Linked DNA regions of Mus musculus: region 2 is linked to region 1. A link is a loop called in an ENCODE intact Hi-C map of the cell type or tissue named here. Cell type or tissue: left cerebral cortex. All regions are shown on one strand.

Region 1 (8,000 bases):
TCTGCCTCCTGAGTGCTGGGATTAAAGGCGTGAGCCACTACGCCCTGCCTATCTTCATTTTTAAGTGTGTGCATGCATGTGTTATGTGTGCCAGTGTTTGTGTGAGTGCAATGCCCATGGCAGCCAGAAGGGGGCATGTCATCAGATTCCACCTGGAGCTGGAGTTACAGAGGATTCAGTGCTGCCCCGTGCAGGACCTGGAAACTGAATTCTGAGTCCCCTGGTATTGCAGCAAGCACTCTTCACCACTGAGCTGTCTCTTCAGCTCTTCTAAAGTGGATTCCCAATCCCACCTTCTTGTTCCACTTGCTTTCTTTCAAAAGGCCTACTGGGTGCTTTATTCTAAACCTAACTCTCAGCAGACTCCCAGCTCCAGATGTGGGAGTCTGGTATGGCAATATGACTCCCTCCAAGGGCCACTGGGTCCAGAGCCCCACAGGCAGCTCTGTTGAGATTGGTTCTGGGCTGGGCTGGACATTATTACTATTTCCTCTTTTTGTTCTTTGTCCCAGGTGTTATTTTTATTTTTATATTAAAAAAATATATATGTGAGATTGTCAAAACTAAACATTGTGGGTACCTGTCAATCAAAGAGTGGGCCCAAGTAGAAGCCCTTCCTCCCTTTCTTACCTTCCTGGACCACAGCCAGGAAGTCTGTGTGCTGCCTTGCCATGATCCCCCTTGCATCTTTATAGCCGTGCATCCCCATGAACACACAGTACCTGTGTGACCTGTGATGCGACAGCTATCAACCTTACATTTACTTGACTGTTGGCCTTAGAGTCTTTTCTTGGAAGAGTCTAAATTCCCTCAGTATTTTCTCTCTCAGGCTGAGGAGTACCTGGCACTCAGGAGGGGTGGCGAATATCTCTAATAGCTCTTAAGGAATAAAGAGCCCAGTTCCTGCTGCATTCTAGATTGGTAACCACACTGGGTCTAGCCTGAAGCTCAACCCTGTGACTCGGCTGTCACTGTCGGGACAGTGTAGCTGCAGCTGAGGTTTTCTTAGAGGTAGTGAGAGTCCTCCCAGAGGAACGCCACGAGGGCGGGGACAACTCTGCCTTCTCAGTGCTGAGGTGGTGGCCCTGCAGAGCAGGTGGGTCAGGATCTAGCAGCGCATGGTGGGAGGGGACACCTGTCTGAGGTCCTGGACCTCCCTGATGCTCATGCGTGTGTCATGACAGACAAACCATTTCTCCTTGTGGAGGTGCTGGGCCTTCTCTTGGGGAACTCACATCGCTAGACTTTTCTCTCTTTTAAAAAAAAGATTTATTTATTTATTTATTTATTATATGTAAGTACACTGTAGCTGTCTTCAGACACACCAGAAGAGGGTGTCAGGTCTTATTATGGATGGTTGTGAGCCACCATTTGGTTGCTGGGATTTGAACTCAGGACCTTCGGAAGAGCAGTCAGTCCTCTTAACTCCTGAGCCATCTCTCCAGCCCCTAGGCTTTTCTTGAAAGAAGAAAGCAGCCACAGATACAGGGCCAGCCACAGCGATGGTCCTCATTATCATGTCTACCTGCTCTGGATAAGTGTCCTGGGAGGAAGTTGGGGATGACCCCGGCAGGCCTTTCCTGTGTCACCCACCCATCAACTCACTCTGCCCTTGCAACCACCTGGTTGGTACCTGCAGGTGGGGATGTCCTGGAACTTGACAAAGGTCTGAGCGGTGATGTTCAGCTCGTAGATAACAGAGCTGAGGACATAGGAGTCATTTTGTGCCTGCATCTGCACATCGTAGCTGTGACTGTTTGCCACTGCAAGGAAGATCCTCTCGCCAATGTGGAAGACCTCCCAGTCTGCGGCGCCGAATGTCTGGAGCAAATGAAAAGCGGTGGAGGAGGCCCGGTGAGGATGGCTCCCATCCCAAGCCACTAATATCATCACCACTATGCCCGGTGACCTAGAGCCAGCTCTTCCACCGAAGCCACCTGGCTGCCATCCTTTTACCAAGACTCCAAAACAGAGTTCCTCTGCCTGTTTGCTCCAAAGGTCACTCAGTCCCATGAGGTGTGAGGTGGTGGAAGGAGTGGGCTGGAGACATTCACAATCCTGGTCCAGGAGGAGGCCCTGAGCAAGAGGGAATGTCACTAGGAAAGCCCTAGTAAGTATGTGACTACCTAAGAAGACAGAGGGACAGGAGGCCAGGACATAGGGAGGAACATGCTAGCCTGTATGGGGGTCTAAGGTTGAGGATAGTGCTCTACCAGTGGTCAGGAACCCCAAGCCACAGCCAGGGGCTCTGCAGTCTTAGCTCCTGCTCAAGTCTATATCTTCTGCCCTGAGCTACACAAAGAGAAGAAGCTGCCTTGTGGAGGTGAGGGGTGGAGCCTGTGGCAAGAGGAAGAGCTAGATCAGGAACTACTGTCCATCTGAGAGCCGAGGCTGCCACCGTATGGTCTCAGGGCCTCAACAGAAAGGCTGCCCAGGAGCGAGGAAGGTGGAGGGCACAGAACTCAGGCTTGGAACTAAAAGCAGAATATAGACACAGCAAAGCAAAAGCTAGAACCTAACTTCCAGAGGCCAATGGGACCAACAGCTAATTGTTAGAAGCTCAACTCTCCTCTGAGGGTGAAAACAGCACATGCAACTGCTATAAGGAATCATCATGTCTACTAGCCAGTGACACAAGTCCTATGGGGACAGGGGTGAACCCTGCATTTGGGTACAGTTGATTCCTGCTGGAATGTTCATTAGGTGATTCCCCTATGTCTCAGGATAACACCTTGGGCCAGCATCTGTTGGGATTCTCAGTGAACAATGGGGACCTGAACCCAGGACAGGAATGTTCAAGCCACACAGCCAGCAGCTGCTTCTCTGAGCAAGGCAGGCTATCCTGGGGCTGATCCAGGTTGTCCTAGCTGGGTACAGAGTGAGCCATGCTGTAGATTGTGCTCCAGACAAGTCAGTCACATGCCCTTGCTTCAACTGAGCAGAGAAGTCTCCTGCTTGAAGGGCATCTTGCACAGCCAGTGTAGGAAATGGCTCTGGGATTTCCATGTGTGTGTTCATATGTGCAGGTATACATACATATGTGTGCACGTGTGTGTGGAGGTCAGAGGTCGACCTCAAGTAGTATCACCCAGTAACCATTTGCTTTGTTATTTTCTGAGAGAGGATCTCTCTGTAGGACTTGGGGTTCATCAATTAAGCTATCGGTCAGCCCCAGAGATCGCTCTTCTCTGTCTCTCTAGAATTTAAGATTACAAGCATTTGTTTACTTACTACATGCCTAACTGTTGTTGTTATTGTTTTCAAGACAGGGTTTCTCTATGTAGCCCTGGCTGTCCTGGAACTCACTCTGCAGACCAGGATGTCCTCAAACTCAGAGATCCCTCTGCCTCTGCCTCCCAGTGCTGGGATGAAAGGCACGCGCCACCGCTGGCCTGCTTACTCCTAACTTTTTAACCAGGGTTCTAGGGACCAATTGGTAGATAAGCACTTTACCTACTGAATCATCTTCACAGCCTTCCTCTGGAGGTTATTATTATTATTATTGTTATTATTATTATTATTATTATTATTAAACCTGCCCTCAGTATAGGTCAGTTAACTCCTTGTCTGCACACTACCCAAGAGGCCTTATTCCTTGGATGTTCACAGTCTGGCAGGCCAGCAGAACGTAACAGCATTCTCTCCACAGACAACAGAGGGCGCCAATACCCGCTGAGCTCAGCTGCCCAGGTAGTGGGGCAAGAACCAGCTGGGAATCCAAAGAGGAGGCAGCTGGGAGACTGATCCAGAATGAGCTTGAGACGCCTGCGAGGCATAAGATTCACCTGAGGGATGAGACTCTGGAGGACAAGAGGTCCAGGAGCCCTGGGTCACAAAGCCTGGGGCAGGGCGGAGACTTTCTGGATCAGCCTACCTTCTCACAGGGCTGTGTCCAACTGTTGGGACCAGTCCCAGGACTACTCCAGTTAACCCGCAGCACCTTCAGACTGCCAGACCCCCACCCAAGCAGGGCAGAACACAGGTAGTGCCCTGAATGCCACCATATTGTTTCTTGTAAGTTAAGTGCTGAGAAAATAGTCCCTGCCGATGACATACATGTTACATCCCTGCAGGCATACACACTCACAAACACACAGGTGCACTCTCATGCTCACAGCACATGTGTACATGTATGTATATGCACAGGAATCTGTGTGTGCACATACACAGGAATATGTCCACACACGTGTATGACACATACACAATGTCTGTGTGCACAGACACAAATGTATGCGCACACCTGAAAGTGTGTGTCTGAACATGTGTATAGGCAGGTGCCTGTGTGAATGTATATACACACCCATGCAGTATGCATCTCCCTCAGGATCACCAAGGCTTCCTTTTCAGCTCTGAACTGCTTGCTGTCTGCTCACCTGCAGTAATGGGGCCTGAAGGTTGCACAGGAAGTCCTGGTCATGGCTGTTCTGTGCCACCCCAAGGTAGCAGGAGGCTCTCCTGGACCTGTGTGAGAGGTGTCACCTTCCTGCTGGGGCCAGGCCAGCCCCAGGGAGCAGCTAAGTGTCTTTCCTGCCACTCAGAAGCCCAGAGCTGGGGGTGGAGCTTTGGCAGTGCAGAAGAGTGGCCGAAGTGTAGGGGAAGAAGAGGGAGTCAGTGGGTGGGAAGGCCGGAAAGGGTTTCAGGAAAGCAAAACTAAAGGGACACCAGGAGCATGTGGGGAGCAGAGGTGAAGGAAGCCACTATGGAGAGCCCATGGGGAGACAGAGACAGCTTTGGGGCACAGAAAGGGCAGAAGCTAATGTATGTCAGGAGTCCTTCCTCATGGGGTATGTGAGGCTCACCCCACTGGGCAGGTGCTGGGTCAGGGGCTTCAGTCACCTCTTGGAGAGCCTGCTGTGTCCCTAAGAGAGACACAAAGCCTGCTGTGTGCTCAGGTAGGTGGGGCTCAGAGGCAGCTCAAGCTCCTGTCCTCTCTTTGAGCCAGGTGGGCCAGGGCCAGGGTGCTGACTTAGAAAATGTGGGTAACCCCCAATATCAAGTACTTGAGAAATGATATTCTATTCTCCCTTTATCCCTCACAATAGTTGGGATATAATCCTATAAAAAATTTCTTTTCATTTATCTAAGATTCACGTTGTCCATGGTTCCTTGGGAGTGTCTGACAGGGACTGGTGGAGACCTGCAGGGACCCAGTCAACTCAATCTCGGAACCCTTAGCTGGCCAGGTGGCTGGCTCACAGCTAACTAGTCACTGGCTGCAAGGATTCCCAGGGCCAGCTACCAGACCACCCCCTCCAGGCCCCAAGTTCTCACTACCCCCACTACAAGCCCCTCCCACTCAAAGGTGAAAGGGCAGCCACAGGCTAGATCGGGCGCTGTAGCTTAGATTGCTCCTGGTGCTGGAGCCCAGACAGTCAGATACCCTCTGGGCTAGAATGCCTTCCCTCTCTCTTAGAGGAATTCCCCCCAGAGAGCTGCCTGCTGTCCAAGCATTTGGGTGTGTGCCACCAGAGTACCTTGGCAGGATAATGGCACTTCCAGGAGCTGCTGCCAGGAACACCTGGCATCCCACAGCTCCCATTAGGGTGGGTAGGATACAAAGGCTGCCATCAATGGATTAGTAGCCGGGCAAAAAAGACTGGGCCTGGCTTTGATGGGGCTGGGGGGATGGAGAGAATGAGGATGTTTTTGTGGTCTAGGAGTGCCAGGAGAGGAGGGAAGGAGAATTCACAGCCAGGGCTGCCTCAGCTGCCAGGGAGGACAGTCAATCAGAGGCCCCTCACAGTGGGCACTCAGGCCAAGTAGGCACCCAAGGTTGCCAGGAGATGCACTCCTGAGGTCCCTGTGCACAGCGCACTACCTAACCAACTCCCGATGACCCCCTATGTGCTCTTGCCTGACCACAGAGGTCTCCCCCATATCTGGTGCCTTCTCAACCAGCAAAGGTCAGGGCCAGTTTCTGTCTGGGTAAATGCAGAAGTCACGGGTATGCTGTGGTCTTTACATAGCCCAGAGCAGAAGCATCCAAGGGCCGCCCAAGTGCTGGTGGCCTGAGAGGGATGCTTTCTGACCATACCTATGTCACAGACCAGGAAACTAAGGCAGCGAGGCATCCTTATGGCCAGGCCCCAAGGGTGGTCATGCTGGGGACATGTGTTCATGCAACACACACTCTTGCACATGCAAGTATCTGCGAGCAACAGTCCTGACCTTCAGGACTCACTCAGTGTTATTCTGACATCATATCTGATGAGGTCATTACCTACTCCTGCGAACCAGGTAGCTGCTGATGTCTCTGCCCTGCTCCCACAAACCTTACTGACGCCTCCCAAACCACAGAACACTGGCAGCTGCAAGATCAAAGTCTTTAGTAACCTCAGAAGCAAATTCCCACCTGCGTGGTGCCCAGAGCTGGTTCTGAGGCTGCGTGACTGGTCTGTGTGCTTTCTACTTGGTGGTGGAGTGATTTTTTTTTCAGAGCCAAGGTTTGAACCCAAGGCCTGTGTGTGCTACACGAGCTATCTATTGCTGACACATAGCCTGGTCTGGTCCCCAGAGCACACTTTGATTTCAAGGCCCACTCTAGAACCATCCAGGCAGGTGAATGGGAAGCTGGCCCTGGCCTTGCTATCACCACCTTGGGACCCGCAATCTGGGGCAAAAGGCCGGACACTGTCACTGGTTGGAGCTCTGATGTCCGGTGTAAACACCTGGTGATGGGGAGGGTCTGCCCTTTGCTCTTTAGGATCCTTGGTATGAAATGGCAGTATGGATGTCTGTAAGCTCCTAGGAGGGAGGGAGGGACGCACTTTGTTCATTCCAAGGCTATATGCCCTCAAGCTTCCCGCCTCTGGACCAGTGAGCCAAATAAACTTCCTTTGCTTACAAATCACCCTGCCTCAGGTATTCTGCTGGAGCAGTGGACCAAGGGCCCCATCATGGAAGTCTCTGCTCTAAGAGTAAGTCTCTGGCATTTCTACTGGAACGCTTGAAACCCTGGAGGGTGTGGCTAAGAAAAGCACCTTTCAAGAGTCTCTGTCTGCACCACTCCACTCCACAGTGGCAGTCAGTCTCTGCTCTGACCCTGGCCCTAGGCTTTAAGATTCCTGATGCCTGGAGTCTCCCTTTGAACCACTGTGCACTTAGCCATGGTGCCCTGGGAGTGCCTGCTCTACGGATGGGAGCTTGCCAGGTTTGAGTCCCTGCCCCACAGACCCTTCCAGAAAGGCACGCCCTGCAGAGGTGGGTGTGTATCCCCCACAGCTTGCAGGTATGTACAGGGTATGCAGTCTCGTTTGCTTCAAAGCTCGTGTTTCATGACATTGCAAAAAGGCAAACAGTGAATGTATTAAGGCATCTCCAGGGCTGAAAGAATTTAAGCAAAGGAAGAAAGACATTGGCAAAGCATGAAAGTGGACTTCTGTGGGTTCTGAGAAGTTTGGGGGGGGGGGAGGTGTGCTGCTTATAAGGGTAGCCTGTAGCTCCAGCAGGGCTGAGCCAGTCCCTCCTCTATGTGTCTTTGGTGATTCCCGGGGGCTAGTGGCTTCCAGCTGTCTCTGCCTCTGCACCCTGCCCTCTGCTACTGTTCCAGCTGTGTCCCTCCCCCTCCTTCAGCAGAGTCACTCTTGGGGCTGCTCTCCTGTGCAGCACGGAATCAGCCGGCCCTAAGGCTCAGGGTTCTGCTATCTAGTATAGATCTCACCACAGCTTCATAGAACATATTCCCCCTTCTCTTTATCTTTATATAAACACATCACACACAACACATGGGGTCCATGGCACTGTGCAGTTGAGAACCCAGGCTCCTTACCAGGAACGACTGGAAGAGCTGGAAAGCCCCGACCAGCCAGATGTACAGGTGGGAATGCACCTGGGTGGAAGTGCCATTGAAGGTGTTGGCCACCACCAGGAAGGAGTAAGGCCCCACGGTGAAGAACTCCCAGTCGTAGGCACCCGACGTGGCAATGGACTGATTGGCTTCAAAGAGCTGGCTGCTGGGGTTCCACCTGTAGACCATGCTGTCGATGTTGTGGTTGTCCCCT
Region 2 (8,000 bases), 240 kb after region 1:
GAGACCTCACCCCAAAAATCAAGCTAGACAGCTGTCCTGAGGCTGATGCCCCCACATACATGCATGTTGCACACACACACATGTACATGTATACGCACGCAACTCACACACAGATGAAATATCTCCATAAAAAAAAACAGCACTATAGCTGGGCAGTGGTGGCACACGTCTTTAATCCTAGCATTTGGGAAGTAGAGGCAGGCGGATTTCTGAGTTCAAGGCCAGCCTGTTCTACAGAGTGAGTTCCAGGGTAGCCAGGACTACACAGAGAAAACCTGTCTCACCCCCCCCACTCAAAAAACAAAAAACAAAAAAACAAAAACAAAAACAAAAAACAAACTGGCACTACAAATCTGCTTCAAGTTTTGATAGGTTATTTTAGAACAGTGATATACATACAGATCTGTAAAATACCAGCTGTGCTATTTATCACCATGATTAAGAAAGACAAAATTTCAAAAAGCTTTAATTTCATTTTCAGTCACACCCAGAGCTTCGAAAGAACAATGCAGTGTCTTGTTAGCCAAGTTTCTCTCAGTGACAAGCCTTGACTCTGGAAAGCGATCCTGTGCTACTTCAAAAACAACAGTGACTAGCTCTCCTGCTTGGAGGGATGACAGGAGGCCTGACAGTCCCCTGGGGCCCTGGCACCAGGCCAGGGCAGAGGATGCCCTGGGAAGCAGCAGCATGGCCGCCTTCACAGGGTGTGGTCAGCTGAGTTTTCCTCTCTCATGCTGCCTGCAGGGTCTGGATGGACCCTGAGCTTTCTGTCCTCTTAGTTGCTCGCTTGCTCATTCGCTCTAGCACTAAGGCTGGGTAACTGTCACCTATGGGCGCTCCCCATCCTTCTGCATTAAGAGGTCAAGGGGGCTCACCCCTCACCATTGAGCCGAGCCCACTGAGGAGTCACCATGAGCAAAGCCCACTCTCCACTGAAGAAGTTTATGGACAAGGATCTATCACTGACGTTAAACGGTGGCACACATTTATGCACACAGATGCACTGGGGCTTTGATCCCTTTATGGATCTGTGATTGGTGAGTATGTGGAGGCAGTAACTAGTGGGCAGCAGAGTGACATCGGAACAGGGTCACATGGCAAACAGCTTCATCATGCCAGAAGCCTTGGAAACCCTCCCCAAGGACCTGTCCAAATGATAGAGACTTAGGCTTGGACATTTTCATATGAAACTTTTTGCTAAATAAACTTTTATGATACCTTAAAAAGAAAAGTTGGTCAAGGGGCCTGCTGCTATTTACTATGGAAGCAAGGGATTGCACAACGCAGTCCTTAAAGCTGCAGTCAGAAGGTTGATAAACAGATACCATCCTGGAAGTAACCCGGCCAGCCAGGCATAGTGGTGCACACTATTAGGCCAAGCACTTGAAAGGCAGAGGCAAGCAGACCTCTGTAAGTTCGAATCCAGTATGGTCTATATGGAACATTCTAGACCAGCCAGGAGTACATAACAGAGACATCCTGTCTCAAAAGGGAGAGAGAGAAACAGACACAGACACAAACTGAAGTACTGTGATAGAGAAGATACCCTGTAGGGCCTCGTTATACCTGGCACCTCTGAGTCTAGAGTGAGAGAAAAATGAGTAGTGTCCTTGGAATGGGCTCCGTGGCATTTGCTCAAGGCTTTGATAACAGGTCTTTGTTTCTCATAATAGGGCTTTCTTTAAAATTAAAAAAAAAAAAAAGTCTACTGCGTTGTTCTCAGCCCCAGAAGCATGACCCAACATTTCCTCAAGTGCGCCCACATCTTAAATAGCAAAGTTGTTTGCGAACACTCAGGCTTACTACTGGTTTAAACTGGGGTTTCTTTCTCTTTTCCAGCATGCCTGCCATCTGAACAGGTATGCAGGTGGCAAACTATGCAGGGGCATGCCTGCCAGAGGTAGGACATGCCACAAAGAGGCTTCCTGCTCCAGAACAGAGAAACAGCCCAAGAGAGCTTTCGAACAAGTTTTACTCTCTGCTTCTGGGAGTAAAGATCCTCACCCCAAAGAACAAGAAAGGAAACTAAACACCCAAAGCACGCACCATCACTGGTGCCGACAAACATCTTCCATCCCCGACTGCAAACTCTGGCTACATTACTATCTCCAGCATAGCAGCAGAGAACTGTGCAACCTGCTGCCCATGGGTGCCTACTTAAGAGCTTCATTGGCTTCTCTGTCTGTGAGAAAAACACATGTGGAAGACAGTGACTGGACTGTCATGTTACTCCTGCCCGACCGAGCCCACTACCTAACTCAGCCTGTCCTCCAGAGCTGCCTCAGATCATACCAGCAACACACATGTAAACAAGGAACTCCAGCCAGAGCCTGCCTTTCACTGTTAGATGCTGCAAGGTGAACCTGGGTCAGGAAGACAGAGGCTCAGAGTAGCCTCCTGATGCTGCAAACTGTTTGATACCTTCTGCCTCTATACCCTGGGCAGCTGTTCCTACCTCACCAGGGCCCAGAACATGCGACAAGGGGATGCATGCACCACACATCTGGCCACATGCCAGGCTGATGAGACTGGCTGGCTAGGCAACAGGGGTTATCAGAAACTTGTCTGTTCCCAGGACCTTGTTAACAACAGGATACCACCATAGGAAGCTGTGACTAGAAAAGGGGCCACATGCACCTTTGCTGTCCCAGCAACTTGGATGGATAGGGACACCCTTCTTCTTGGTATTTAAATGCTTCTTCCACAGCTAGAACCAGGATAGTAACATATAGGGTTTGCTCCATTGGAATTCGAGGTCAACTCTATAAGGAGTCACAGCCACACTTAGGACATTAGGTGTCTGAGACAGAGTCACTGCTAAAAAATCTTAAACACAAGTGCAGTATTTGAAAGGCACTAAGTCTGTCAACTATAAGAACTTTACAGTGAATTCTAACAGAATAACACAGCATTCACTTGCCTACATAAATGCTAACCTTACTCATGCTGGAATGTATTCAAATACAGACATATGTAAGCAAAAAGGCAAGCGCCTCCTTCAGCCTATGTATGTCCTCTCCCAGAAGACTGAGCACTGCGGTTCTGCAGGCTCTCCTGTGTGCAACTTTAGATTGTAGCGTGGGTATGAGTGATGGGAATGAAGTTCTCAAACACCCACACTTACAATGTTATTCAAGCAGCAACATCCTACAAACTCATCTGATGACTTCACAAAACACCAACAGGAACCCTGCAGAAAATGTTGTGTGTATGGACATTCATGGCACTTGGAACAGCCTGAAGTCTAACAGAAAGAACAAGGCCAGAGCTACAACAACCAGATGGTGCAGTGCATGGCATAAGGACGGGCACAGAGCAGTGACCTCGGATGTCCAAAACTAAGGCCCAGTATCATGGTCTATACTGACCTTTGACAATGACATCAAGATTATTTACTCAATGGGGAAATTCAACAAAAGGCCCTGAGGCATGAGGACAGTCACAGGCAAAGAGTGAAGGCTGACTCCGTTCCTACATTTCACTCAGTACAAACTAACTGACGGAAATGTGGAGAGCTACATGCTACTGGAGTACTTAGCACTCATTGTCAACCTGACAAAATCTGTAACCTCCTAGAAGGTAAGCGTCTGCGTCTGCTTGGGAGGGTTGATCTCAATCAGGCTAACTGAGATGAGAAGACCCACCCTAACTGCCACACAAATAAAAAAACGTGCAAAGGACCAGAAAGATGCTCAGTGGTTTAGAGCACTTGCTGCTCTTCCAGGTCCCAGGTTTAATTCCCAGCATCCATTTGGTGACTCACCACCATCCTAACTCCAATCCCAAGAAAAGCACTTCCCCTGGCCTCCACTGTATCATGCAGTCCACATGCACACATGGGGACAGAACACTTCCCAGGAGCCCTCACCCCTCTCTGCTTCCGGACTGTGATCCTGTGTAACACCACCTCACACTCCTGCTGCTGTGACTTGCCACCATAATGGACTATGTTCTCAAAAGCCAAAAAGAATTCCCCCGCTCCCTCTCTGCTGTCCTGGAACCTGTTCTGTAGACAGGCTGGCCTCTGCCTCCTGAGTGCTGGGACAAGGCTAAGGAGTGTGCAACCACGGACTGTCAAGCCTTTCTCTCCCCGTTTGCTTTTGTTAGGGTATTTTATCAGAACAATGGGAAAGTAACTAATACAGTTATTACGCTTGTAAAGAAAGTATGAAAGAAAGCCCCTAACCTCTGGCTCTATGTGATGCTAAAGCACAGGGCACTAAAGGAAACCACTACAGCAGCTGAAAGGCGGCCTGGTGATTAAGAGAACTTGCTGTTCTTGCAGAGGACTGAGTTCAGTTCCAAGAACCTACATTACCATTTGCAACACCAGTTCCAGGGAACCCGACCTGTCCCCCAAATGCTCCTGTATTGAAAATGTGGTCCCAGGCTAGAGTGATGGCTCAGCAGCTAAGAGAGCTGACTGCTCTTCCAAAGATCCTGAGTTCAATTCCAGCAACTACATGGTGGCTCACAACCATCTGTAACGGAATTACAGATGCCCTTTTCTGGTGTGTCTGAAGATAGCTACAGTTGTCATATATATAAAATAAATAAATTAATTAAAAAAAAAAAAAAAAGGAAACGACGTGGTCCCGGCTGGCAGGGTTCCCAGAGCCCTGAGCACACAGCTGACCAGGCCATTGGAGGGCTGGAGGACATGGGTCCCAGGAGTGTCAGGGTGCCTCTGAAGGATGTGTCTTGCCTCTTCTGACTAGTCCTCTCCTCCCTTCCTGCTTCCTCTCTCACAAACAGTAAGTTGTTGTCTCTGGCACTTGTCTCCATGATGAAACCATGACAACATAACCACTGACAAGCCTCTATCTACACGGGACGACCCGGACATCAAAGCCCACCCCCAGTGCTCAGCCTGTGCAGAGCCACAGTGACAGGCCATGCAGGAGGGCAGTGGCAAAGCCAGCAGGAGGTGTCAGGCTTCCTCGGTGTCCAAAAATACCAGGGACGCAGGAGGCCCTAGAGACCCACGAGAATCTGAGGGAAGAGAGGCCCCACTCACCAAAGAATAAAAGCCCAGCCAGTTCTCTGCCAGAACAGCAGGGTGAGACAAACCCACAGGAGGACAGTTAATTCCTTGATAGATGTTCTAAGAACATTTGTAAACGGCCTCTTCTTTGTGAAGGGTCTGGAACAGGACCAAAACCCACAAAGTCACTAGATCTTGAAGCAGGGGAATTCCATACTAACGCAAAAGCCCTATTCAAACACAAACGTGCTCTCCCAAAAATCAGTTCTAATTACTTTTTAAGACGGGTTTTCAATATATTTGTTTAACTTTATGCTGTTTATATAAAATTAGTAATAGCTAACAGACTTTTAATAATGCACTTTTAAAAATCCATACTAAAGAGAGCTCAGCTGTTCTTTAATAAGCTTCTACACCCATGGATGCATATGACCCACCACCTTCCAAATATTACAGACTGATCAGGTGCCCTGACCTCTGCAGGCCTCCTAACAACCGCTGCTCCTACGGCAGGCACGCCGCTGATGGCATACGAGTAAGTGCAGGTGTGCCTGTGTTGACACAGGACATAGCAGATGAAATAGACAGGACACACATCAGTTCACACACATGATCACATGATCATATGCTTCAGTTCACAGATCACATGATCACCTGCTTCTTTAAAAGCAAACAAGGCCTGGGGGCATGGCTGGAGGCCCAGAGTTTGATCCCCAGCACTGAAAAGTAAGAGAAAGTACACGGAGCTCCACCTGGCAGGCCACAGCCATGCCCTGGCTTGGGGCAGCCCTGGCTACAGGCCTCTATCGTCCCACAGAAAAGCAACAGAATCATCCCTCCCGTCTGGCTTCACCAGTGTGATCTAGAATCAGCAAGTTCCAGAAATGATTCCTAAATTTAAATAAATTTTATTATAGAATATTATCAAAATTTGGGGGGCGGGTTTAGATAGTTGTTTGGTTGATTTTTTTTTCTTTCTTTCTTTTTTGAGACAATGTCTCTCATACAGCCCTGGCTGTCCTAGAACTCACTAGGAAGACCAGGCTGGCCTCACACTCAGGCCTCCATTGCCGCTCAAGTGCTGGGGTTAAAGGTGTGTGCCATTACACCCAGCCAGTTTTTCTATTTTACTAGCTCTTGTGATTATTGCTACAGCCCAAGGTTTCCAGCATCCACCGGAAACTTTGGACATAGCCCTCAAAACCACAAGGCACAACTGTACCGCACTGCACACAGACTCCGGGAGACTTAGAAGAAATGGGACCCAGCAGGCAGTAAGGTCTGAGAGAAATAAATAAGGGCTGCGGTGCTTGCTCTCGGTCCTGGATAAACTTTAAAGACAACCAAACTCCTTACTCCCACTCAGCTTCCATGCATCATCTAAAGCTCACAGGGCAGAAATGACCAGTCCTCTTCCTAGGCCAGCCTGCATGGCTTCAGGAACAACTGTGCCAAGCCTGTAATACCAGCAAGTCAGCAAGCTGAGAAAAATGATCAAAAGTTCAGGTATCCCTGGGCCACAGGAGTTCAAGACCAGCCCAGTAAACTTAGCAAAACCCTGGCTCAAAATCAGAAAGAGCTTGGGCATAGGTGTGGCAGTGCCCTGACGCACACGGTTCCAGGTATGCAAGGTGGCAGTGCTCTGACAGCACGCACACCATTCTGGGTATGCAGGGGTCGGGGCAGGACGGCCACAATGTGCTCTAGCACAGACATAAACAAACCCTCCTTGCTCAGAGCTCACAGTCCTGTAGTCAAACCTTCTTCCCTACCCTGTCCTCCAGACCAATAAAATCCAACCTGAAACACTACAGCCAATTGAAACTTGCATTCACTAACAAGAAACTGATTATAGAATGCACTTTCCTCAGACTAACCTAACTTCATTTTCTTGTGCATCTAAGGTAGAAAGAAGAAAGTTTAGCAGGCCGAGTCTGATCAGCGAACATCCTAAACCCAGGTTTCTATTTCCAAGCAAAGTGACTCTAAGAAGTTAAATATCACAGCATCTACATTGGGGCTAGGAGCCATAAGCTCACTCAGGACCAAGAGCAATGCAGGACCTGCATGCAAGAGAAAGCAAACAGGAAATAAGAAGCAGAGGAGGGGAGGGGAGAAGAAGAAACAAAAGCCTTGGCTCTTCAGGTGTAATGCTGCTGCTCCTGTAGGTCCGAGGGCTCACCTGCCGCTTTGAGGGCCCTTTTCCTACTAGGAAAGCCACACACACTATCTAAGGCTCATCCACCATGGCAAGGACATATTATGAGACACACACACACACACACACACACACATATAAACATACACATATGTTTCTCTGTCTAGCTTCCTGGTTTCTAAGCTGTTCTTCTGGGTTGGGCCTTCAGCATTTAGACAGACCAGTCAAATTGGGTCATAAAGAAATTCTCTGACTTAACTTTCTCCGTGATAGGTGCTAAGACCATCCTCCATCCTGAAGGGTCTGGGCTCACGACCTTGATAAAATAATGTACAAGGGGAGGCCAAGAAGGTTAAGCAGACAGGCCAGCTGAGCTCCCATGCAGGCTGTCAGTCACACATACTGTGAACAGGCATCAGAGAAAGAAGAGAGTGGTACTAGAGGGTGGGGTTGAAGCCTCTGGACAGCAGCACATGGCAGCTCACAGGAAGATGAACAAGAATCCACCATGTGCTACAAAGTACACAGGCCTTGCCCAGGATCTCTTCACTGCATATCTGTACTATTCGAAAGCCCTTTAGAAGGGCCAGAGAGATGGCTCAGCAGTCAAGAGCACCTGCTGCTCTTTTTTTTTTTTTTTTTTTTAAATTATTTATTTATTTATTTATTTATTATATGTAAGTACATTGTAGCTGTCTTCAGACACTCAGAAGAGGGGGTCAGATCTTGTTACGGATGGTTGTGAGCCACCATGTGGTTGCTGGGATTTGAACTCTGGACCTTCGGAAGAGCAGTCGGGTGCTCTAACCCACTGAGCCATCTCACCAGCCCACCTGCTGCTCTTATAGAAGACCCAGG

Evidence for each region. Hi-C counts contacts between places; a loop is a spot of excess contacts. Peaks named below come from ENCODE experiments on the same cell type or tissue, not always from the same donor. Only the 100,000 strongest peaks of a DNase experiment are listed, where the experiment ranks them.
Region 2: a loop joins it to region 1, with 3.0 times the contacts of the local background. A loop is called at or near these places in 16 of 42 quality-filtered maps.

The regions. Positions count from the first base shown.
Region 1 is chr10:77,874,883-77,882,882 of GRCm38, reverse strand. Tspear (thrombospondin type laminin G domain and EAR repeats) reads right to left here. Exons shown (of 12, transcript NM_001287074.1): 9 at 7,769-7,998; 10 at 1,634-1,821. Among named protein-coding and RNA genes, the nearest start is that of 1700009J07Rik, 15 kb to the left of the region's middle. In left cerebral cortex, CTCF peaks have their summits at 139 (motif pointing right) and 3,657 (motif pointing right); a DNase peak (open chromatin) is centred at 3,662.
Region 2 is chr10:77,631,803-77,639,802 of GRCm38, reverse strand. All of the region lies in intron 3 of Ube2g2 (ubiquitin-conjugating enzyme E2G 2), which reads right to left. It also overlaps the pseudogene Gm46236. Among named protein-coding and RNA genes, the nearest start is that of Mir1930, 5.4 kb to the left of the region's middle. In left cerebral cortex, no CTCF peak of the experiment used is centred here; DNase peaks (open chromatin) are centred at 3,074 and 4,928.